3 separate regions of the Homo sapiens genome follow, and regions 1 and 2 are each linked to region 3. A link is a loop called in an ENCODE intact Hi-C map of the cell type or tissue named here. Cell type or tissue: HepG2. All regions are shown on one strand.

The links. Peaks named below come from ENCODE experiments on the same cell type or tissue, not always from the same donor. Only the 100,000 strongest peaks of a DNase experiment are listed, where the experiment ranks them.
Region 1: it touches region 3 in a loop (11-fold over the local background); 37 of 110 quality-filtered maps call a loop at or near these places.
Region 2: it touches region 3 in a loop (24-fold over the local background); 4 of 110 quality-filtered maps call a loop at or near these places.

The regions. Positions count from the first base shown.
Region 1 is chr20:51,612,652-51,620,651 of GRCh38, reverse strand. It overlaps ATP9A (ATPase phospholipid transporting 9A (putative)), which reads left to right. Exons shown (of 28, transcript NM_006045.3): 20 at 1,609-1,698; 21 at 1,846-1,990; 22 at 3,098-3,162; 23 at 6,820-6,975. Among named protein-coding and RNA genes, the nearest start is that of NFATC2, 74 kb to the right of the region's middle. In HepG2, a CTCF peak has its summit at 4,361 (motif pointing right); no DNase peak of the experiment used is centred here.
Region 2 is chr20:52,146,796-52,154,795 of GRCh38, reverse strand. It overlaps ZFP64 (ZFP64 zinc finger protein), which reads left to right. Exons shown (of 6, transcript NM_018197.3): 6 at 1,368-3,518. The coding sequence ends at 2,650. Among named protein-coding and RNA genes, the nearest start is that of ZFP64, 41 kb to the left of the region's middle. In HepG2, a CTCF peak has its summit at 3,954 (motif pointing right); a DNase peak (open chromatin) is centred at 3,955.
Region 3 is chr20:51,367,960-51,375,959 of GRCh38, reverse strand. It overlaps LOC105372663 (a long non-coding RNA gene), which reads right to left. Exons shown (of 3, transcript XR_936848.3): 2 at 7,107-7,363. Among named protein-coding and RNA genes, the nearest start is that of MIR3194, 81 kb to the left of the region's middle. In HepG2, a CTCF peak has its summit at 3,485 (motif pointing left); a DNase peak (open chromatin) is centred at 3,479; H3K27me3 peaks cover 2,938 bases.

The sequences.
Region 1 (8,000 bases), 240 kb before region 3:
GGAACTTGAACTTCCCAACATCCATAAGTCACATCAACAGGAAGGCTGTTGATGTGACTTATGGAGCGAATGCGTGTGTTAGATGAGCTTCCTGCAGGCATGAGTTACAGAACTGGTGGCTGTGAGCTCAATGTTAATGAATCCAGGTGTCTTTAAGTAGAAACGCACATAAAATAAGGTTATATATTTATGAAGATATTGCAACCAGGGGCAAAAACCTAACCCTGTATTTCCCCTACAGGTGATGGTTTAGTATTTGCTAATTCAGTGTTCACAGTGACTTTAGAAAACATAGCTACTATGAATAATGAGAATTGACTGTCTGTTCTAGAATTCAGGGATTGCAAACTAATGACCTATGTGCTAGCCACCTGTTTTTCTAAACAGCAGGTATTTTGTTTTATTGGAGTGTAGACAGACCGGCTCGTTTGCATATGGTGTACGACTGCTTTTGGATTACAACGGCAGAGCTGAGTGGTTGTGATGGAGACCATGTGGTCCTCAAAGCCTACAATAGTTAACATCTGGTCCTTTACAGAAAAGTGGCCCAGTCCCTGCTAGGTGCCTGGCTCTGCATACCTGGGCTACAGCATACTAGCCATGTGCCTTTAGTCAGGTTAGCAGATGTCACCATGCTTCAGTTTCCTTAGGTGCAAAATAGAGCTTCTTCTTTTTGGCACCTCATAGAGCCGTTGTGAGAAATAAATGAGAAAAATCCACCGAATGCATCATCCAACACCTGGCCGAAAATGAAAGTACAGGCTTTTTTTTTTTTTTTTTTTGAGACAGAGTTTTGCTCTTGTTGCCCAGGCTGGAGTGCAATGGCATGATCTCGGCTCACCGCAACCTCCACCTCCCAGGTTCAAGCGATTCTCCTGCCTCAGCCTTCCCAAGTAGCTGGGATTATAGGCATGTGCCACCAAGCCCGGCTAATTTTGTATTTTTAGTAGAGATGGGGTTTCTCCATGTGGGTCAGGCTGGTCTTGAACTCCTGACCTCAGGTGATCCGCCCACCTCAGCCTCCCAAGGTGCTGAGATTACAGGTGTGAGCCACCGTACCTGGCCCCCCCCCCCCTTTTTTTTTTTTAAAAGACGAGTCTTGCTCTGTTGCCCATACTGCCAGTGCAGTGGCATGATCTCGGCTCACTGCAGCCTCTGCCTCCTGGGTTCAAGTGATTCTCCTGCCTCAGCCTCCCAAGTAGCTAGAATTACAGGCACCCACCACCATGCCCAGCTAATTTTCTATTTTTAGTAGAGAGTGGGTTTCACCATGTTGGCAAGGCTGGTCTCAAACTCCTGACTTCAAGTGATCTGCCCGCCTCAGCCTCCCAAAGTGCTGGGATTACAGGCATGAGCCACTGCGCTTGGCCAGTACAGGCATTTTTAGTCCTGGGGGAAATTGTAGGTGGTGGTTGGCACATGGGCTCTCTTGATTCCTGCAGAGTCAACCAATAGGATTCCATTTGGTGCTGCCTCTGGTGGCAGGGGAGGGGAGGGACCCTTGGCTGGGGTGGCCGTTGTCTTCATGTGGGCTCCTGGAAGCCACTGTTTGTTGTTCTATCATGTCCGGAGAGCAATGCCTCCTTCCCCATCTCTGTTCCCTTCCAGGTGACCAACCGCGGGGAGGCTCACCTCGAGCTGAACGCCTTCCGCAGGAAGCATGATTGTGCCCTGGTCATCTCGGGAGACTCCCTGGAGGTGAGCTTGGGGACCCCTGAGAGCCAGTCCTCCCAGCAGCCTGGGTCTTACCCGGCTTCGGCAGGGGCACTGCAGGCTCGGCAGCGACCTCCACCAACGCACCACCTCTCCCTCCACCAACGCACCACCTCTCCCTCCACCCTGCAGGTTTGCCTCAAGTACTATGAGTACGAGTTCATGGAGCTGGCCTGCCAGTGCCCGGCCGTAGTCTGCTGCCGATGTGCCCCCACCCAGAAGGCCCAGATCGTGCGCCTGCTTCAGGAGCGCACGGGCAAGCTCACCTGTGCAGTAGGTAGGCGAGGCTCAGGCTGTGCTGCTGGCCCTGGCCTGCCGGTGCACCAGGCTCCCTTTCCCTAAGGATATTTGGACACTGCTGCTCTTTCTTCAAATTCCCCAGGCCCCTTTGTTCAGGTCATGATTTTTCTCCACCTCTCAGACTTTGGCTCTTTTTGTTATTATTTTTAATATTTCCCTTGGAGAGTAGATAAGCACGTGCCAGGCCTCTACTCCTTTGCCAGTGGCTCAAGAGTGCAGCCTTCCAGGGGGTGGAGACCACACACTGTGGGGTTGGATCTGGGTTCAAATCTTTCCACTGGCCTTTGCCAGTGGGTGCCCCAGGTGGCTTCTTTCACCCATCTGAGCCTCGGTTTGCTTATGGTAGAATGGGAATAATAATTGTGGCTTCCTTAAATGGTGTCATGAAGACTAAAAGGGGTCACCTTTTTTTTTTTTTTTAAGACGGAGTCACACTCTGTTGCCCAGCGGGAGTGCAATGACACAATCTCAGCTCATTGCAACCTCCGTCTCCCGGGTTCAAGTGATTCTCCTGCCTCAGCCTCCCGAGTTGCTGGGACTGCAGGCGTGCACCACCACGTGTGGCTAATTTTTGTATTTTTAGTAGAAACGGGGTTTCTCCATGTTGGCCAGGCTGGTCTCGAACTCCTGACCTCAGGTGATCTGCCTGCCTCAGCCTCCTAAAGTGCTGAGATTATAGTCGTGAGCCACTGCTCAGCCTAAAAAGGATCACCTTTAAAATGTGCTTGCCACGCTGCATGGAAAGCGTCCAGTAAGAGCACTACAAGTTGCTGCTGATGGTAATCCTGGGGTATCCCGGCCTCCGAGGAGGACAGGTGGTGGTAAATGCCTATGTGGACACAGTCCCACTGCTGCTGCTCAGTGCCGGGACCCTTGGCAAGCCGCCTGGGCTCTCTGACACTCAGCCACTCTGCCTGTGAAACAGGATCTTGGTAGTCAAGGGGTTGGAGAGATGGAATGGACGGGGCAGGCCAGGCACTCAGCAAGCGCTCCGTGAAAGACGAGAGTGCGGTAAAGACAAGCATACATTCTTGGTTAAGGTAAGAATGAAACATCTTTTCTCTCTGGTCTGTGTGGCTCGCAGGGGACGGAGGCAATGACGTCAGCATGATTCAGGAATCTGACTGCGGCGTGGGAGTGGAAGGAAAGGTGAGAGTGTTTCCCTCTGCTCGGCTCCACTTGCTGTAGTTTCTTGGTTCTTTTTCCCTCAAAGACACAGCTTTAAGCCTTCTGGAAATTCCAGATAAAGAATGATAAAACATAAGGAATCATGTGTCACAGTTACCTTGTGTCACTGGGAAGATAGAGGTCTGTATTGCTACATCTTACAGACAGATGAATGTTGGCTTTTTGTTTGCCACGACCTGAATTTAAAAAAAGAAAAAGTGTTTCTAGGCCCGGTGTGGTGGCTCACGCCTGTAATCCCAGCACTTTGGGAGGCTGAGGTGGGTGGATCATCACTTGAGGTCAGGAGTTTGAGGCCAGCCTGGCCAACTTAGAGAAACCCTGTCTCTACTGAAAATACAAAAATTAGCTGGGCATGGTGGTGGGTGCCTGTAATCACAGCTACTTGGGAGGCTGAGATAGGAGAATCGCCTGAACCCGGGAGGCAGAGGTTGCAGTAAGCCGAGATTGCGCCACTGCACTCCAGCCTGGGCAACAGAACAAGACTCTGTCTCAAAAAAAAAAAAAAAAAAAGTTTCTCTATATTCTTAGGGTATGGTAAGTATACTTCAGACTTCTCTGGGACAGTCAGCGTTGTCAGTAAAAGCATTAGTTATCCTGCTCTGTGCTGATCTCTTGGGCGCTATGGAAGAGTGTGGCTTAGTTCACTTCTCACCAAAAGGCCTTGGCAGGTATAATTTTTAAAAGTTGGTGTGTTAGGAAATATTTTTTCTGTCTTTTTCTCCTTGCCAATTGTGCGCTTGCCTCTTACAGTTTACTCGGCCCTAATTTGTGACCTCTAAATGACAAGAGGCAAGAAGATGGGTCACCGAGTTTGTTAGGACTGTGTGTGAAGGGCTGGAAGCGGTGGCTCACGCCTGTAATCCCAGCAGTTTGGGAGGCTGAGGCGGGAGGATCACTTGAGCTCAGGAGTTCGAGACCAGCCTGGCAAACATGGTGAAACCCCGTCTCTACTAAAAATACAAAAATTAGTGAGATGTGGTGGCACATGCCTGTAATCCCAGCTACTCAGGAGGCTGAGGCAGGAGAATCACTTGAACCCAGGAGGTGGAGGTTGCAGTGAATCGAGATTGAGCCACTGTACTCTTGCCTAGGTGAAAGAGCAAAACTCCATCTCAAAAAAAAAGAAAAGAAGTGTGTTTGAAGTATAGGAGTGCCAAGGCCCGGAGGGGGCAGCAGAGATGCTCCCCTGTCCATCCTGTTGCATAGCTTCATGACTTTGGCTGACCCATAGGGCTTTTTTTCCCCCTCTTTACCACCCTTTCTGGTTCTCTGGTTCTCAGCAAGATGACGATGATTTAAAGTTGTAGAGTGAAATGATTTTTGAATGAGATATATCAGAAGTCTGTATAGATTCCCTGAATACAGTTTTTAAGAAGCATGTTTTTGAGTTTAATGGCATTCTCTACCAGTTCTTAAAAAATTAAAGCATTTTCCCTTCTATTAAAAATGGTATTCTGGTTCCTTTGTTTCTTGGGATATAAAATAGTGCTCACTATAAAAAATTAAAAGAATCTAGGCCAGGTTCAGTGGCTCACACCTGTATTCCCAGCACATTGGGAGGCCGAGGTGGGCAGATTACCTGAGGTCAGGAGTTCAAGACCAGCCTGGCCAACATGGTGAGACCCCGTCTCTACTAAAAATACAAAAATTAGCCAGGCATGGCAGTGGGTGCCTGTAATTCTAGCTACTCGGGAGGCTGAGGCAGGAGAATTGCTTGAACCCGGGAGGCAGAGGTTGCAGTGAGCGGAGATTGTGCCACTGCACTCTGGGTGACAGAGTGAGACTGTCTCAAAAATATATATAACATAAAATAAAAGAATCTAGAAGTAAAACGCATCTTTTCTTTTAGGTAACTGCATCAAATGAGTAACACTGGTTATTCTCTCAACATTTTTTCTGTGTGTATATTACTGGTTATGAGTGTGTATATATTTGCTATCTATACAAATATCTTACACATGTATATATATGTAATTTTCATGTATTTTTTTAAATTGAAAACACACTGTACATTTTGTTGTGCAGCTTACTTAAATCTGCTACATCATGGATTTGTTCCTACATGAGAGCATACAGAGCCATCACTTCTTACTCTGACTCTACCTTTTTATTTTGAAAAATGTCAAAAGTTGAAATACAACAATGGAAAAGTTGAAATAGAACAGTGAGCATTCATCTACCCTTCACTTTGGCCAATTGTTACTATTTGCTACATTATCTTTCTTTCTTTGAATCAGTAGAAAGTAAATTGTATGTAATGTTACCCCTAAATATTTCAGCTGGATCTCTTTAGAACAAGGACATTCTCCCACACAAAGAAAGTAACATCATAACCACGCCCCACCCCCCGCCCCGCCCCCCCAGGCACCCCCACCCCATGTAACATCGATACAATGCTACTATATAATATTCATGCTCAACCCCGTGTTAACATTGATATATAATGGTACTGGATAATATTCATGCTCAAATTCCCCCATCTGTCCTCTGAGTGTCTTCACAGCTTAAGTAATAAAAGCTCCAGGAAGGATTGCAAATCACATTTATTAGCATGTCCTCATGTTTCTGATCTTCTTTATTGTAGAACACGTTTCTCTCTTTTTGTTTGGTTTGGTTAGCGGGTGTTTTGTTTTTCATGTCAGTGACATTTTTGAAGCATTCAGGACAGTTGTAGTGTCTCACGGCACACAGTTCTTGAACCCATCAGATTGATTCGGTTCCAATTCTGGTTTGGCATGAGCACTGTACAAGGGGAATTGGTGTTCTTCCTGTTGTGTCGTATCCAGAGGCTCTCATGTCCCTCTGTCCCTTTATTGCTGGCTGTCACTGCCTTTTAAAATGAGAGAATTCGGCCAGGTGCAGCTGCTCATGCCTGGAATCCCAGCACTTTGGGAGGCTGAGGTGGGCGGATGGCTTGAGCTCAGGAGTTTGAGACCAAACTCGGCAACATGGAGAAACCCCATCTCTACCAAAAATAACTAAATTAGTCAGGTGTGGTGGTGCATGTCTGTGCTCCCAGCTGCTCAGGAGGCTGAGGTGGGAGGATGGCTTGAACCTGGGAGGCAGAAGTTGCTGTAAGCCAAGATCACACCACTGTACTCCAGCCTGCGTGACAGAGTGGGACCCAGTCTCAAGAAAAAATAAAAATTAAAAAATACAAAATGAGAGAATTCCATTATATGGTTGCACTGCAAGTTATTCCCACTTCTGTGAGTGTGCAGAGCTGTGTATTCAGGAATATCCTATCTAATATTGTTAGTAGCTCTGGGTTTTTGCCTCTTGTTTAATTAGCTCTTAAGGGAACTGAATGTTTTAAAATATCTATTTTTAAATGATTCTTTGCTACTTATGGGGTGGGCTGAACTCCCAAAGTATTAGATCCACTTGACGTCCAAATTATAACTATATGTGATTCGGAATGGTTTTTATTTAAATAAATTCCCCTTTTAAAATCAAATTTAGACTTGGACCACCAACTGCATATAGCTTGAAACCAAAGAATTTCTTTCTTGAAGTTCTTCAAAGATTTCCTACAATGTCTTGCTTTTTCAGTGAAAGAAAATGTGTTTGCCCTGACCTCTTGTGCTTCTGATGGTGCCTAATTTTATTGGATTTTAGGAAGGAAAACAGGCTTCGTTGGCTGCAGACTTCTCCATCACTCAATTTAAGCATCTTGGCCGGTTGCTTATGGTGCATGGCCGGAACAGCTACAAGCGGTCAGCCGCCCTCAGCCAGTTCGTGATTCACAGGAGCCTCTGTATCAGCACCATGCAGGTGAGTGGACAGCTGGCCCCTCTGCACATGTGCCTGTGGCTATACCATGTAGGTGGGTGGGCAGCTGCTCCCTCTGCACATGTACATGTGGCTATGTAATTATCATGGAAAAAGCCTGGGAATTAGATTATGCTTTGGAGCTGTCACCCCTACCTCGCCAGTTTAAATCCCCCACCTGGCTGCATTCCAGCTGATAGACCTTGAGCCAGTCCCTGAACTTCTTGGTGCTCAAGATTCCTCCCCTGTTAAGCGGTGCTGGTCATTCCTGCCATGTGGTGAGGATGTGTGCGTTAGCAGTGGTGACATCCAGTGCCTGGCATGGGGCAAGTGGAGTGTACATGAGTTATTTTAATTGTGGGTACGTTGTTATAATTTGTTTGCTGGAGTGAAAGACGCAGAGTTAAATGCTGAATGACTATTCAGGCCCTGGTTTTTCACCTTTTGCAGAGGTAAGGGCCATCAGAGAACAACCACTAAAGAAGAATGTACTTTGCTTGTGTGCCTCCTGTACCTTAGGCATCAGGCTAAGTGTTGACAATGCAGTGTCTCACATAAGCCTCACAATAGCCTGAGCCCATTTTACGGATGGGGAGGCTGAGGCTGAATATGGATGAGAAATTTGTGGTGTCCCGCAGGGATTCAGTCAGCTCAGGCAGGTGGACCTCAAAGCCTGCAGTCACAATCTGAGTACCTTCTTGATACACTCGTCATGGAGGGCCTGGGACCGTGTCCACTTGCAGGGGTCAGCATGACACTTGGCACTGAGATTGACTCAGCATCACGGTTCTGTCTTCCAGCAGAGCCTAGTAGGGGAACTGAGTTTAATTATTATGATCACGAATACCCTTGGAAGTTAACATCTTGTTCCCATCTTGCTTTTTCATAAAAGGATTCTAGAGTATATATTTTCTCACCTTCTCTCTCACAAACTTCTTCAAAATCTGTCATCATAGGCCAGGCGCAGTGGCTCATGCCTGTAATCCCAGCACATTGGGAGGCCGAGGTGGGCAGATCGCCTCAGGCCA
Region 2 (8,000 bases), 780 kb before region 3:
GTGTTTCAGTAAAACTTTATTTATAGAAACAGGCTGTGGGCAGGATCTAGCCCATAGGCTGTAGCTTACTCTTCCTTGTTCTAGAGTTTAGTATGCATGATCTTGGTGGTATTCAGTCATACAAAGCATTTTTTTCAAGTTTAGGTTTAGGCCTCTCAGTGTTCTAGAAGCTTGTTCAATTGCCTCCTGCCATCTTTGTTTGCATTCATTAAGCAGCTCATGGTGAAGTAGCAGATCCTATGTCAAAAAGCTGGAACACCATCCCAGTCTTGTGGGTTTATGACCTAAGAAAGCAAACATCAGTTATATGCACAGATAATTACCTAGCATCTAAAGATACCAGTTGTGGAGTCAGCCTGGATTGGAATCCAAGCCCTTCTTTGTACTACGGGGCGACCAAGAACAAGTTATGTAGTCTGTCTGGGTCTCAGCCTTCTCCTCTGTGTAACTGTGTTAAAAAACAATATTAATAATAGCACCCACCACAGGGCAATCTTCCCAGCATCAAGCGAGACCATGCTTGTGGAGTGCTCAGCATAGCGCCTGCCATCCCGGAAGCCATCGAAGAATATTAGCTGCTATTTTGCTTACTTAAACAATGTTGAGATGAGGGGTCGCCAATTTGCTTGAATTGTCATTGCCTCAGATAATTTGGACTTGGCATTCATTGAGGAAGTAAATTTGGAATATGGTATCCAATCAGATGTTTGCAATTTCACTTGCCTTGCTCATCTTTCAGCGAATATGAATTTTTTTTAAAAAAAATCAAGCAGCTGGATTTTGTAACTTCACAAGTAAAGAACGCAGCTGGCAATATGGGATAAATAAATTTTGTGCAAGAAACACATCTTTATTAATAAAGATCTGCATGAAATATAAGCTGGGTGTTTCAGTCATTGTAAAACCATACTCCAATGAGTGCAGCACGGAGCTGACCCATTCGAAAATATATTGTTGAATCTGTTACAACATGTAACTCAATCAAAATCAACGGGTTGTGCAAAAGTCTTCAACTGTGAACCATTAACTAGCAGAGTGGGCAAATTAACTGTATGAAAGATAGTTTGAGTGTTTTAAAGAATATAACAAGTATACTTGTAAATCTTATTTTATCTGGGACAATTAAATTGCTCTTTTCGATCTCCCATTTTTCTTCTGGGTTTGATACCGGTGGTGGTGGTTTGGGTTCCGGGGAAAGATAAAGACGCCCTGCCCCTCTTCCCCCACTGCCAGGGGCTGCTAGAAGCTGCAGTTAGGAGGTCTGCACCCACCCACCTTGTATAAGCGATTTTCTGGTGTGTGCTTCGGGGGGATCCGCTGTGGTTGTTGCCTGCCTGTTCTTATCGAAACTCACCTTGTGTTGACAGGGGACGCCCCCTTCCAGTGCTGGCTCTGTAGCGCCAAGTTCAAAATCAGCTCGGACTTGAAAAGGCACATGCGGGTGCACTCGGGGGAGAAGCCTTTCAAGTGCGAGTTCTGCAATGTCCGCTGCACCATGAAGGGGAACCTCAAGTCGCACATCCGTATCAAGCACAGCGGGAATAACTTCAAGTGTCCTCATTGCGACTTCCTGGGTGACAGCAAAGCCACCCTCCGGAAGCACAGCCGCGTGCACCAGTCGGAGCATCCTGAGAAGTGCTCGGAATGCAGCTACTCCTGCTCCAGCAAGGCCGCCCTGCGCATCCACGAGCGTATCCACTGCACCGACCGCCCTTTCAAGTGCAACTACTGCAGCTTCGACACCAAACAGCCCAGCAACCTGAGCAAGCACATGAAGAAGTTCCATGGGGACATGGTTAAGACTGAGGCTCTAGAGAGGAAGGACACCGGCAGGCAGAGCAGCCGGCAGGTGGCCAAGCTGGATGCCAAGAAGAGTTTCCACTGCGATATATGCGATGCCTCCTTCATGCGGGAGGACTCGCTCCGCAGCCACAAGAGACAGCACAGTGAGTACAGTGAGAGTAAGAACTCGGACGTGACCGTTCTCCAGTTTCAGATCGACCCCAGCAAGCAGCCCGCCACGCCCCTCACTGTGGGACACCTCCAGGTGCCCCTCCAGCCCAGCCAAGTGCCCCAGTTCAGCGAGGGAAGAGTCAAAATCATCGTTGGGCATCAGGTGCCCCAGGCGAACACCATCGTCCAGGCTGCCGCCGCTGCAGTGAACATCGTCCCGCCTGCCTTGGTGGCCCAGAACCCAGAGGAACTCCCAGGGAACAGCCGGCTGCAGATCCTGCGCCAGGTCAGTCTGATCGCCCCCCCTCAGTCCTCGCGGTGTCCGAGCGAGGCGGGCGCAATGACCCAGCCGGCTGTCCTGCTGACCACCCACGAGCAGACGGACGGAGCCACTCTGCACCAGACTCTCATCCCCACGGCCTCAGGTGGCCCCCAGGAAGGCTCTGGCAATCAAACTTTCATTACCAGTTCGGGTATTACTTGCACTGACTTTGAAGGCCTAAACGCCTTGATTCAGGAGGGGACAGCAGAAGTGACAGTGGTGAGCGATGGAGGCCAGAACATCGCAGTGGCCACCACAGCGCCACCGGTCTTCTCCTCCTCTTCCCAGCAAGAACTACCCAAGCAGACCTACTCCATCATTCAAGGGGCAGCCCATCCAGCTTTGCTCTGTCCCGCCGACTCCATTCCAGATTAGTGCTTAAAAAAACAAAAGGAGTGGGGGAAAGGAATTGAGAAAAAGAAATCTTAAGTAGAATTCTCTAAAAGGTTTGCTCTTAATGTTTTCTTTGTTTTGTTTTGTTTTTGAGACGGAGTCTCGCTCTGTTTCCCAGGCTGGAGTGCAGTGGCGCTATCTTGGCTCACTGCAACGTCCGCCTCCCAGGTTCAAGCGATTCTCATGCCTCAGCCCTCCGAGTAGCTGGGACCACAGGTGTACGACATCATGACTGGCTAATTTTTGTATATTTAGTAGAGACGGGGTTTCATCATGTTGAACTCCTGACCTCAAGTGATCTGCCCACCTCAGCCTCCCAAAGTGCTGGGATTACAGGTGTGAGCCACCATGCCTGGCCGTGGTTTGCTCTTAATGTTTTTAAGGATGGTTGTGAATCCCCCTGGCCCCATAATAAATTGTAATTTTATACTGCTTACTATAATTTTTTTAACACTGTAACAACTTTGAGACCACCTCTGAATCGTCGCATTATAACTGTTGTAGAATCTTAAATGTTACCAAGATGATTCCAATGAGGGGTTGGAATTAAATGCATTAAGTAGTGAATTCATGTGTTTGTTTCCAACTTGATTTTCCAACTCTAATAAAGGTTTCTGTCCATCTTATTACATTTGTGTAGTAAATGGTACTTCCCAGCCTCTCTTTTGCCCCATTCTGGAATACTCCCCAGAGTTTGGGGGTGTTCATGTTTTATACATGTAAGTCTGTTGGCATGAAGGACCATTTTCTACATAATATGACATGGATACTTGACCCAAAAAAAAATGTTTAGTGCTAATGAGCAGAAAATGAATGGTTCCATAATAAATTGATATCTGATTAAAATATACTGAATGTTAATGATTCTTTAGAGCCAAGGTGGGATTTGGGAATGATGGGGCGTGAGTCATTAATCAAAAACAAACTGAAGCAGCAAAGGTTTTTAGTCCTTTCATAAACGTCACACAATCATCTTACCTCCTCCACAGTCACATTAAATAGATGTGGTACCTAAAGTGATAAAGTGATCCATCCCACTGTTGTTTTCATTTTGAAACTTCAGACTGACAATCCTGGCATTTCTGTTTAGACACAAAAATGATCAAAGTTCCTACTAACAAGACAGAATTTTCTAGAATACCATTTTTGAGATGTTAATATCTGTGCAGAATCCAGATGAGTGGACTGAGAGAGTACCTAGATTTTTTCCAAAGCATAGGTTGTATTGAGAAGAGGAAAATTCAGATTGTGTTGTTTTACATTGAAATGCTGTTTGATCAGTAGGTGGTGCCAGAGAGCAAGCTAGAATCATCCATATTTGTACCTTAAGCCATTCTGTAAGGTTGTAATAGCACTCATTTCTGCTGTCAGCAAGGATTGGTGAGGAGGGGAGGTTACTCTTGGGACAGAAGCATATTTAGAATATTATGAGAATACTTAGATACATTTCTACCACTTTTATTCTTCTTTCTTTGATCTGTAATAGTTGGACACAATTTTGATGACTTGCTATATTTGCCATAATTTCTTTATTTTCCTATCATCAATGATAATAGTGAGTTATTAACTATGTTTTTGGTAAGAAACAGAAAAGGCTTGCAGTGTACAATGTTAGTGATTTAAATAATTTTGTCACTTTAAACTTATTGCTTACAGCCCTTTAGAAAAACTGTTCTGCTTTTGAATTTCAGCTGGGAAACTTCCATTGTCATGGTCCTATTTCCTATGTCTTTCTCTTTTCCCACTTTTTTCAACCATAAAGGATTTTTTCCTGATTATAATGTGTATTCAAGATAGAAAATATGAAAAACAGAATATTACTAGGAAAAAAATAGAAGTTACTAATAATCTTACTGTCCAGATATAAACTATACAGATTGTAACCATTTTGATGGACTTCCTATCAGTCTTTTTTTTTTTTTTGAGGTGGAGTCTCACTCTGTTGCCCAGGCTGGAGTGCAGTGGCGCAATCTCAGCTCACTACAAGCTCCGCCTCCCGGGTTCACACCATTCTCCTGCCTCAGCCTCCTGAGTAGCTGGGACTCTAGGCACCCGCAACCAAGTCCGGCTAATTTTTTGTATTTTTAGTAGAGACAGGGTTTCACCGTAGCCAGGATGGTCTCGATCTCCTGACCTTGTGATCCACCCACCTCGGTCTCCCAAAGTGCTGGGATTACAGGTGTGAGCCACCGTACCTGGCCCCTATCAATCTTTTTTTATGCTTACGTATATATGTTTTCTACTCCAGTTATGAAGTTGTAGTTTAATTAAGCATAATATTTTTTATATTCTATATTTCCTTTTGTATCCTTAGATCTCTACCTACCAGCTGCCTTCCATATATAATACATACACATACATACATACATACACATGCATGCATAGAGATGTACACACATGCATATTTGATTTGTTGGTTGTTTTGTCTTTTTACAAACAAAACAGTAAAACTTACTCTTTGGAATAAATTATACACAGAATTGTACAAACACCAAGCCAACAACTTCCAGCCCCTCCGTATTCTCACCCCACCCAAGGTAAGTAATGTTAGGTGCTCTGTGTTCTTACCAATATACGTAGACTCAAAAGATAACATAGAAAAGGTTTTTCCTAGTTCTATAGTAATTGTATCATACTCTGTACATTTCTCTGCAACTTGCTTTGATTATTCCATTTATTGACAGTCCTGTGGGTCAACAAAACTAGACCTAGTTTTTTTAAATAAGTGTTAGAGACATGCCAGGCTTTAGTCCGTCATCTTGCTATTATGATTCTTCAGGTTGTTTGGGGAATATTTTTGCCATTACGACTGCCCCAGTAAACTCTCATATTCAGCTTTTTTTTTTTTTTTTTCTGTAAGTAGATTCAAAAGTGTAAGTTTCACGGAGTTTCCATAGTTTGTACTTGCATAAATACGGATTAATTTTCACAATGATAGTCTCATCCCTGATGTGAGCTCAACTACCTTTGGAAGTTTTATCACTCTGCTGCGTGAAAATGGTTATCTGGCCTTTGTGCACTCCCCTAGCTGGTGCTGTGGTCTGCGTTTTCTGAGACGTCTCTGCATAGGGCTGGTTGACCATGTGTGCTTCTCTCTTCTATGAACTTAGAACTCTTACTCCCTCCTTTTGGTTGTTGGGAAGTTGGGGACATTAACCCGACATCAGTCACACATTGCTGAGTTTCTTCCCCTCCTGTCATTGTCTTTTGACTTTACCTGTGGGGCTGTCACCATATAAAAATGACTGTCTTTTTCTGTAGTTAGATTCTTCTGTCGCTTCATTTGTGGCACGTGTGTTTTCTAAGAACGTCCATCCTTCCCCTGAGATTAAACTGGTTTTCCCTTTAGTGTTTTTACTGCTTGCTTATTTGTTTTTCAATGGCTCCTTGCTGCAGCCAGAATTCTTTTTTTTTTTTTTTTCTTGTTTTGAGACAGAGTCTGGCTGTCGCCCAGCCTGGAGTGCCGTGGCGCGATCTCAGCTCACTACCTGCTCTGCCTCCCAGGCTCAGGTGATTCTCCTGCCTCAGCCTCCCACGTAGCTGGGATCACAGGCGTGTGCCACCACACCTGGCTAATTTTTGTATTTTTAGTAGAGACGAGATTTCGCCATGTTGGCCATGCTCGTCTTAAACTCCTGGCCTCCAGTGATCTGCCCACCTCGGCCTTTCAGAGTGCTGGGATTACAGCTCATGCCAAGAACTCATATTTATATGTTATGATGAACAGGTTTGACTGTCCACTTATGCCAGGACCATTTGTTAAATATTATTTTCCTGAAAACTGAAATCCTAATTTAAGCCATCGTGTAGATAAAGTTCACAAATATACTTCCAGAACTTCTTTATTCTGGAAGATTATAGATCTGAGATTCCCAAAGAAGATCTGGCTGGCCAACATGACATATTTGATTATACTAGCATTAAGGTAAGCTTAATCTTTTAGACTTACAAAGCTTCCCCCAGCTATTATTTTCCAAAATGTTCTTAGCAATTCTTAGATATTTATTCTTCCAAAGGAACTGTTATTTTATCCAGTACCTAAACCACCCCCACCAAAAAAGAAAACCTTTTGGAGATTTTTATTGAAATTGCATCAGTATTTTATATGAACTTATCAAAAGCACAACTATGAAAATATTAAGTCTTCCACCCAATTTTGGCTCACTGCAGCCTCCACCTCCTGGGTTCAAGAGATTCTCCCACTTCAGCCTCTTGAGTAGCTGGGATTACAGGCGCCTGCCACCATGCCTGGCTAATTTTTTTGTGTGTATCTTTAGTAGAGATGGGGTTTCGCCATGTGGACCAGGCTGGTCTTGCACTCCTGGCCTCAAGTGATCCGCCTGCCTCGGCCTCCCAAAGTGCTGGGATTACAGGTGTGAGCCACGGTGCCCGGTCCTGTGTTTTCTTATTATTCCATAATTTTATCATAATTGTGAATAGGAATTTTTGCATTTGTTGCAAACATCAAGAAAAGCCAAAATAGGGTATATTTGTCTATATTAAAGAAAAATTCTCAGTAATGAATGGTATTTATTAGAAATTCTTGGTCTCTGATAAATATGATTTATAATTATCTGATATAGTCTTTTATTTTCAGATTGTTTCATCTCTTCCTTTAGAATATTTTTACTACTTATTTTGTTTTCTTGTCCTGTTGCTTTAGCCAGAACCTCCAAACAATGCTGATACAGCTGGCATCCTTGCTGTGTCCCTAATTCTAACTTCAGAATTTTCCAATGTAATATACACCACTCCTTTGGATAATGGTTTTTATGGTACTTAGGTCATTTTCTTCCACTCCAGTTTTCACTTAGAGTGAAATTGCTTGAACCCAGGAGGTGGAGGCTGCAGTGAGCCAAAATTGCGCCACTGCACTCCAGCCTGGGTGACAGAGTGCAACTCCATCTCAAAAAAAAAGAAACACAGACCTTATATAATGAAAATAGACTACATAATTTGACTGAATAATGTTTACAATGGAGTTAAATAAGGGTTTTTGAGTGGAAGACTTAATATTTTCATAGTCATTCTTTTGATAAGTTCATATAAAATACTGATGCAGTTTTACTTATCAGGGTAGCTTGCTGAATTTTATCAAATATCTTCTTAAAATTGTTAGCCGTAAGTATTTGGGTTTTGCACTTAAATATGTTGACACAGTGAATTTGTGTAGCATATAGCCTGGTATGTTAAGTCACCTTGCATTCCTGGAAGAAATCCTCTTGGTCATGTTGAATTATTCTTCCAAAACACTGCTGGATTTCGTTTTCTAATATCTTATCTGGAAGTTTTGCAACTCTAGTTCATGTGCTACATAAGAGCATTTTGGTCA
Region 3 (8,000 bases):
CTAGACAGCAACGGTGGCTACAGGCACAGAGGCTACAGTGTCAGCTGCCCTGCGTTCAGGGAGCTGGGCAGGGAGCTTGTTCCAGTGTCTTCCATTTGCCCTCCAGGTTCACCCTCAGCTCTCTGGGCCTGGGAGGCGGACCATATGACCAGCCTCTCCGGGGCACCTCTGGCTTTCAGAGGGTTCCTTCAATAGGAGGTGCCAGCAAGAGATGGAAGGTTGGGTGTTCATGCCGTGGCCTGGATATGTCCCTCAACAAAAGCCACTGTCTCTCCAAGTGGCCCTCTCCATGGGGTGCCATCCCTCCCGGTCCCAGAAACTGCTCTCCTCCTTAACCTCTTCGGGCCTTGGGGCGGCAGAGGTGCCCCAGTGCTGATAGCTCTGGGGGATTCATCTTGCATTACGTTTCCCCTCTCTCCTGTGCCTTTGTGAATAATCCATTAAAACTCTCCTCAATTTACTCCTTTGCCTGTGTAGCCTCCTTCTGGGTTCCTGGTTTCTGGCCTGCTATCGTCTGTTCCCTTCACAGAAGCCAGAGGGATCCTTTTCAATATGAGCCAGATGATAGCACCTTTTGCTAAAGCCCGCCAAAGGCCCTGACCTCACTCAGAATAAAAGCCAGGGTCCTGCTATGATCTGGCCCCCAGCTACTCTCAGACCACCTCATCCCTCCAGCCACGCTGCCATCTTGCTGTTTCTTGAAGAAGCCAAACACGTTCCTGCCTCGGGGCCTTTGCACTTGCCAAGCCGTCTGCCTGGAACGCACTTCCCCCATCCCCTGCATGGCTCTTTGGGTCATGTTCCACCTCCTCAAAGAGGCCATCCGTGGCCACCCTAGCTAATGTATCTGCTCCACCACCCTCCCTCGCAATACCTGGGGTCTTGTTTGGGTTGAGTGCCTATGATAGGATCACTCTCCCACCTGTCTTCCCCCGAGAAGGTCAGTTCCTCGAGGGCAGAGTCAAGTCTGCCCAGTCCACAGTTGTGCCCACAGTGACCAGAAGTGCCAGGCATGTGGTAGGTGCTCTGATATTTGATGAATGAATGGGGACATTTCCCATGCAGCTTTCTCTGGAATTCTTGGCTGCCGCCTGCCTTCTAACAAGTCCCTTGACTACAACCTGTATGGTCCGGGGACAATGGGGGGATGTTTGAGGAGACACAAGCTTTCTCCTGCAATTCATCCAACCAGAACCCCAAATTAGAACCAAATAACTCCTTTGGTGTCAAGGCTAGAGCAAGAGAGAGACAGAGATAGACAGTGCCTGCTGGAGGAACAGTGGAGCAGGGCCAGGATGGGAGGCATCATAAGAACAGTGTGGTCGGCTGAATTATGGCCCCAAAGAGGTCCCCGCCCTAATCCCCAGAACCTGTGAATATGTTACCTCATAAGGCAAGAGGGATTTTGCAGGCGTGATGATGTTAAGAACTCTGAGACAGGGAGATTATCCTGGATTATCCAGGTAGACCCAGTGGAATCACAAGGATCCCTATGGAATGGAGGCAGGACCGTCAGAGAAGATGTAATGATGGACAGAGAGATCGGAGTGATATGATCCAAGGAAAACAGATGGCCCCAGGAGCTGGAAAAGGCAGGAAACAGAATCTCCCCTAGAGCCTCCAGAAGGAAGGCAGCCCTGCCAATATTTTGATTTTAGGACCTCTGCCCTCCGGAACTGTAAGATGTTAAATTTGTGTTGCTTTAAGCCATTAAGTTTGTGGTAATTTGTTATGGCAACAAGAGAGAACTCATACAAAGAGTAATATCTGCTCTTTCCTAACTGCTTATCAAGTGTGTGCCAGCCGCTGCAGGAGCCGTTCCCAGCACTCTGCAGAGCAAGGGCTCTTGTTATCTCCATTTCACTGATTAGGAAATGAGAGGTGATATGGCTTCCCCGGGGTTGCATGGTGAGTGGCTGAGGCAGGCCGGAAGGCAGGTCTCCTTGATCCCAGAGCCCACATTCTTCCCACTAAGACACCCTGCTTCCCCGGTGCACTCACACTTCTTTGGCCTTCCATTTCCCGTTTGTCACCCATGGGCCACCTCTCACCTTGGAGTTTCACAGCCCCTGGCTGCTTTATGCAGAGAAACGGCCAAGACAGCCTCGCCCAGTGACCCCACCTCTCTGAGCCTTGGGGTGTTTCCTGGCCTCAGTCTTCCCTGCCTGGCCCCTGGGAGGATCCAACATGAGGGCGCCTGTTCAGAGAACTTGCAGGCCTTGTTGGGTGAGTCTGTATCAATGCCTGGCCAGTGACCCATCCCTCTGAGCTGCACTTGGAGGCCAGAGGGTGGCGATTCTCCTGACTCCATTGTAAAGCCCAAGACAACCTCGGAATCTGATTGGGAGAGTGGATTTGCATCTGTTGCCTGCCTGGGCTGGGTGCTCTTGCACATTTGCTCAATCCATCTGAAGCCACCTTTGACACTTCTAATGCCATCATCCGCATTGCACAGCTGGGGAAACTGAGGCCCAGAGAACTGTAATACGAGCTCCAAAGCATTCATTTATGCACCCAACAGGTATTTTTTGATGCCAACCTTGTGCCTAGAACAGAGTGTTTTGGACACGGCAGTGGAGCTTGTGTCCCAGCAGGAAGGATAGACTGTATAAACCATAAGAACAGAAGAGTTCAGCAATGGGTGCCTCGGGAAAAATTAGCAGCAGGGAGGGTGCGGCTGGTGGTGCTTCTGGCAGGGGCTGTGATGTGCCTGGTGTTGTGCTATATATACTGGTTCCAGGATTTCTGTCCCCGAGCCCTGCGGCCATCCCGTAAGGTGGGGCTTTCCTCATTTCTCAGATGAGCCGGAGGCTCAGAGTGGGTGCAAGCTGGTGACCCTGCAGCTGTGCAGTGGCAGAGTGACGATTTGAACCCAGGTCTGTGTGCACCCAAAGTGGATATGCTTGCACCCCCTAACCTTGCCCCCAACAGGGATTCTGTGGCCCTTAGAGGGTGCAGCCCATGAGGCTCTGATCCCTGGGGGCTCTGATCTCTGGACCAAAATGCATCCAGGGACTTCCCTGTTTGCCAAGCAAGAACGAGGGGTAGGAGCAGGCAGGGGCGAACCGTCGAGGAGATTTATTTTGGGGAATCTAAAAGCCTGAGTCTGGCCAAGAACACTCCAGTAGAAATGCACGTTTTCTCCATGTGAACATTATGAGCCCCAGAAATCTGACTTCCCCCTGGCCAGGCTGGTGGGAGATGGCCTCTGTGTGGCCCGGAGTCCCCAGGTACCCCCTAAGTAGGTACAGCTGTCGGGCTTCTGTGCTTGGAAACGTTCACATGCTACTGACACTAGATACTTTCCTTCCTAATGAGCTTTCCCCCGCACAAACAACTGGATGTGGAAAGATCCATCCTCTGCGCCCAGCCAAGGCAACCTGTGGGTAGAAATTTCCCTTTAGGCTGAGCAGGGAGGCCCGTTCTAAGGTGAGGAGTATTTCCTGGCCACTGGGAAGACACTGGAAGGGACTCTTGGTGGAGCCCCACTGCCCTCTAGAGGTACGGATCCCCAAGCCCCACTGAGGATGCTCAGATCCAGGGCCTGGGGCTCTCCCGGGACCTGCTGCAAGAGTGGCTTCCACAGGCTTCCCTGCAACCTCCTCCAGCCCCTACCCCGAGTCAACCTTTCCCTGACCTCCGTCCATTTGCTGAGTTAAGAGAAGTAGGACATGTCCAGCCTCCAGCCAAGTCAGGTCCCTGGACCGTAGGCTGTAGCTCAACGAACTCGGCTTGCTCTGTCCCAGACAATGGCACACATCCCTGGGAACTGCTGCCAGTCCTCTCCGGAGACTTTTAAAGCCACAAATCCCGAGGCGATCAGGATGCCCCATGCCCCCTAATTAATTCAAACCCAACATAATGCTGTACAGTAAGAGTAAGGAAGTCTAAGACACTTCGGAGTTTTGCGTGATGGCTACCTTGATGTCCTTTTTGTTTTCTAAAATAAACATCCTTCAAATTATTAACAAAAAAATGTTTGGGGCACTGCTCTGATTGAAATCACTCTTGCAAAAATTGTGACAATGAGAAATTGTGACAGTGAAAGAGATCTGACCTAACCGACTCCATCTTGCTTCTCACCTCCAAGCTGCCCTTGTTCATTCCTGGGCATAGGTAACTTTGGGAGGAAGTTAGTTTATAGTTTAACTTTGAAACAAAGATGATAACAGCCCATTCCCGAAACAAACCTCCTTCTTGCCTGGGGACCAGACTGCCTTTGTACAACTAACAAGTGAGCCACAAGATCAGAAGTTAACTGCTCAGGAGTCATGCAGCCAGAGGCCAAAATATCCCTAAACTTCCCAATTTCTCCTATAACACTGGTATTATAAAATCTAAGATTGCTGTTTGAGGGACTTTGCAGACCCTGCACTCAGCTGGGATCACCCAGATTGATCAACTGGCTCATCTGGTCCTGTGGCCTGCATGTAGGAACCAACTCAGTGCAAAAGGACAGCTTCGACCCCCTATGATTTCATCTCCAACCCAACCAGTCAGCATTCCCCACTCCCTGCCCCCCTGCCCACCAAATTATCCTTTAAAAACCCCAGTCTCTGAATTTTTCAGGGAGACTGATTTGAGTAATAATGAAACTCCGGTCTCCCATTCAGCCGACTCTGCGTGAATTAAACTCTTTTCTCTATTGCAATTCCCGTCTTGATACATTGGTTCTATCTGGGCAGTGGCAAAATGAACCCACTGGCGGTTACATGCTGACATGTGAATGACATTGTTAACATGTAAATACTCTTTCGTGAAGTTTGGCTCTTGCTTAGTGAGTGGGTACCATGTGCTCCGCAGCTCAGAGATCATTCACCGAGACCTCAGGACAAGCCTATGAAGTGGTACTGCTGTTGCTGTCATCATTTTACAGATCACACAGCTGAGAAGTGAAGTCTTGGAGGCTCGATTTGGGGCAGTCTGATTCTGACCGTTAGGTCACCCTTCTTTTTTGCTGAATTGGGTCACCCAGCAAGGAAACCATCTCTGGCATCCAGAGCTTCCATCTCAGAGGGGAGTTGAAGCAAGGACACGCCATGGTTTCCACGCCTCCTCCGAGTCTCTGGACTCTCCCCACGTCTCTCCACATCTATGGGTCACACTCCAATCCTGTCCTGTGGTCCAGTCCCTGTCCTCTCTCACCAGATGGCCACAACAGCCTCCTCCAGCCCCTTTGAGACAGTGATGCTTTCCAAGGGCACACATTAGCATGGTGCCTCCCGGAGGAAAGCTGAGTTGTCCAGTGCTTCCAATGCCTTTAGGATAACTCAGATGCATCCTCAGAGCTCAGCCCTTGCCCCTTCCTCTGGGAAGCCCTTCTGGCCTTACTCGTCTCCCCCTCAGCACTTCTCCTTCCAGAACCCACTGAAGTTGTAACTTAACATGTGGTGTGTGATCATGTAACCCATCTCCCCACTGCTGGACTCTGAGTCCCCTGAAGATGAGGACTCTGCGTGGGCTCCCACTGTGTCCCTTGGGCTGACTTCTGTGTCCTCAGTCCTCCACCTCCAACCCCCATGACACAGAGCAGGCACTCTAATATTTGCTGAGTAAATGAACACATAAATGAATGAATGAGGCTGGGCATGGTGGCTCACACCTATAATGCCAGAACTTTGGGAGGCCGAGGCAGGCAGATCACCTGAGGTCAGGAGTTTGAGATCAGCCTGGCCAACATGGCAAAAACCCCGTCTCTACTAAAAATACAAAAACGAGCTGGGTGTGGTGACGCATGCCTATAATCCCAGGTACTTGGGAGGCTGAGGCAGGAGAATTGCTTGAACCCGGGAGGCGGAGTTTGCAGTGAGCCGAGATCGTGACGTTGCACTCCAGCCTGAGCAACAGAGTGAGACTCCATCTCAAAATAAATAAACCAATTAATTAATTAATTTTAAAAAATGAATGAATGAAAGCAAAGTGCAGTAGGTGCTCCCAGGAGGGAGAGATCCCATCTTGATGGTGGGTGGGAGGGGGACCAGGGAGACTGTGGAAAAAGTGGCACTAGAGTCAGAACGTAGACATGCGGAGAAAGGGGGGAGGGCACTGTATGAGGAAAGGCACGGGGATCGGACACTGTGCCACATCTCCGGGGAAGAGAACCCTTTTACCAAGCCTCCGAGATCCTTGCAATGTGGTCACAGTCTGCCATGTTTTGTGGTCACACTCAAACTACGTTTCAGCCATAGCAAGCCGCTCACAGCTCTTCGACTGTCCCAGCTCAGGCCTTTCCGCTGCTGTCTCCTCTCCCTGCCGTGCCCTCTCCTTGAGTACTAGGCTGCTGCAGTCCAATCCGGCTTTCCACCCAAAGGCTGCAAAATGGTGACCTGCAGGCTGGACCTGGCTTGGGGATGTTTTTTTTTCATCCACCCAGTGTTTTTTTTTTTTTTTTTCTTCTTCTTTTAAGGCAGGTTCTTGCTCTGTCACCCAGGCTGGAGTGCAGTAGCGTGATCTCAGCTCACTGCAACCTCTGCCTCCCGGGTTCAAGTGATTCTCGCTCCTCAGCCTCCCGAGTGGCTGGGATTGCAGGCACCTGCCACCATGCCCAGCTAATTTTTTTTGTATTTTCAGTAGAGACGGGGTTTCTCCATGTTGGCCAGGCTGGTCTCGAACTCCCAACCTCAAGTGATCTGTCTACCTCAGCCTCCCAAAGTGCTGGGATTACAGACGTGAGCCACCGTGCCAGGCCTCTTTTTGCTTCTTTTAATAAAAGCACTTGAAATTCAGATGTCTTTACCAAAAAAAAAATGTTTAGATTTCTACTTTCTTTTGAAGAACTAGATGATCTGGCCACACTCGCCCCACATCCTTTTTGGTGACCATGAGTCAGAGCTGAGTAGCAACCACCTCTTTGATGGGGGCACGTGTTGTCAACTGGCCACCATCTGCCCCTCACTGTGGCATTACCCTCCACCCACTTTATTCATCCTCGTCACGCACCCAGGCCCTGCGGGACCTCTCCACACACATATGGAACTCAGGTAGCCCTGCCCATGGGATGCCTGGTGCACGTGCCCATGTCTTCTCTAAGCCTCTGTACTAGGCATTGCTGCAGAGGGGCCCTGCTCCTGAGGCTGGTCCTTCTCAGCATCCAGGGCTCAGCTTACCTGTTATACCTTCGGAGAGGCCCTCCCTGGCTACAGCGGGCCCACCCGCCCCATGGCAACACTGTTGTTCTTGCTCTCTGCTTGCTCCTTTTACTGCTCTCCCTCCAATGTGTCATCCAGTTTCTGTTTTCGTGGAGTTGGCCTCCCCCCAGTGCAAAGTCAGTTCCATGAGAGCAGGCATCAGATCTGTTGGGATTGTGGCTGCATCCCCAGGGCCTCGCAGCGTGTCTGGAACACGGTAGGCATTACATCAATATCTGTGGGACACAAGAATGAAGGAATGAAGGAAGGAAGGAATGAACACACAATTGCTATTCTCCAGGAACTCCCACTTAGTAGCAGGGCAGGGAATAGACCTTATAGACTAGAGGGTGTTGAATGGTGATGACTCCCTCCAACCCCCGCCCCACAAAAGACAAATCCAGTAAAAAACATGTGAATGTAAACTTATTTGGAAAAAGGGTCTTTGTGGATGGAATTAAGTTAATGATCTCAAGGTGAGATCACCTGGATGATCTGGGTGGGCCCTAAACCTAACAACAAGTGTCTTTAAAGAAGAAAAGAGATCACAGACATGGAGGAGACGTTCAGGAGAAGATGGAGACAGAGGCTGGAATTCTACTATCACAAGCTAAGAATCCCTGGAGCCATCAGAAGCTGGAAGAAGCTGGCCAAGATGCCCCTGTGGAGCTTTCAGAGGGAGCACAGCCCTGCTGACACACGGATTTTGGACTTTTGGCTTCCAGAACTGCAAAAGGATGGTTTTGGGCCATCCGGTGTGTGGTAATCTGTCATGGCACCCCCAGAAAATGAATACATTGACCAAGCACAGATGCCTAGACATTCATGCGACCTGCAAAGGGGCTTTCAAGATGCCAGGGCTGCAAGTCTCCA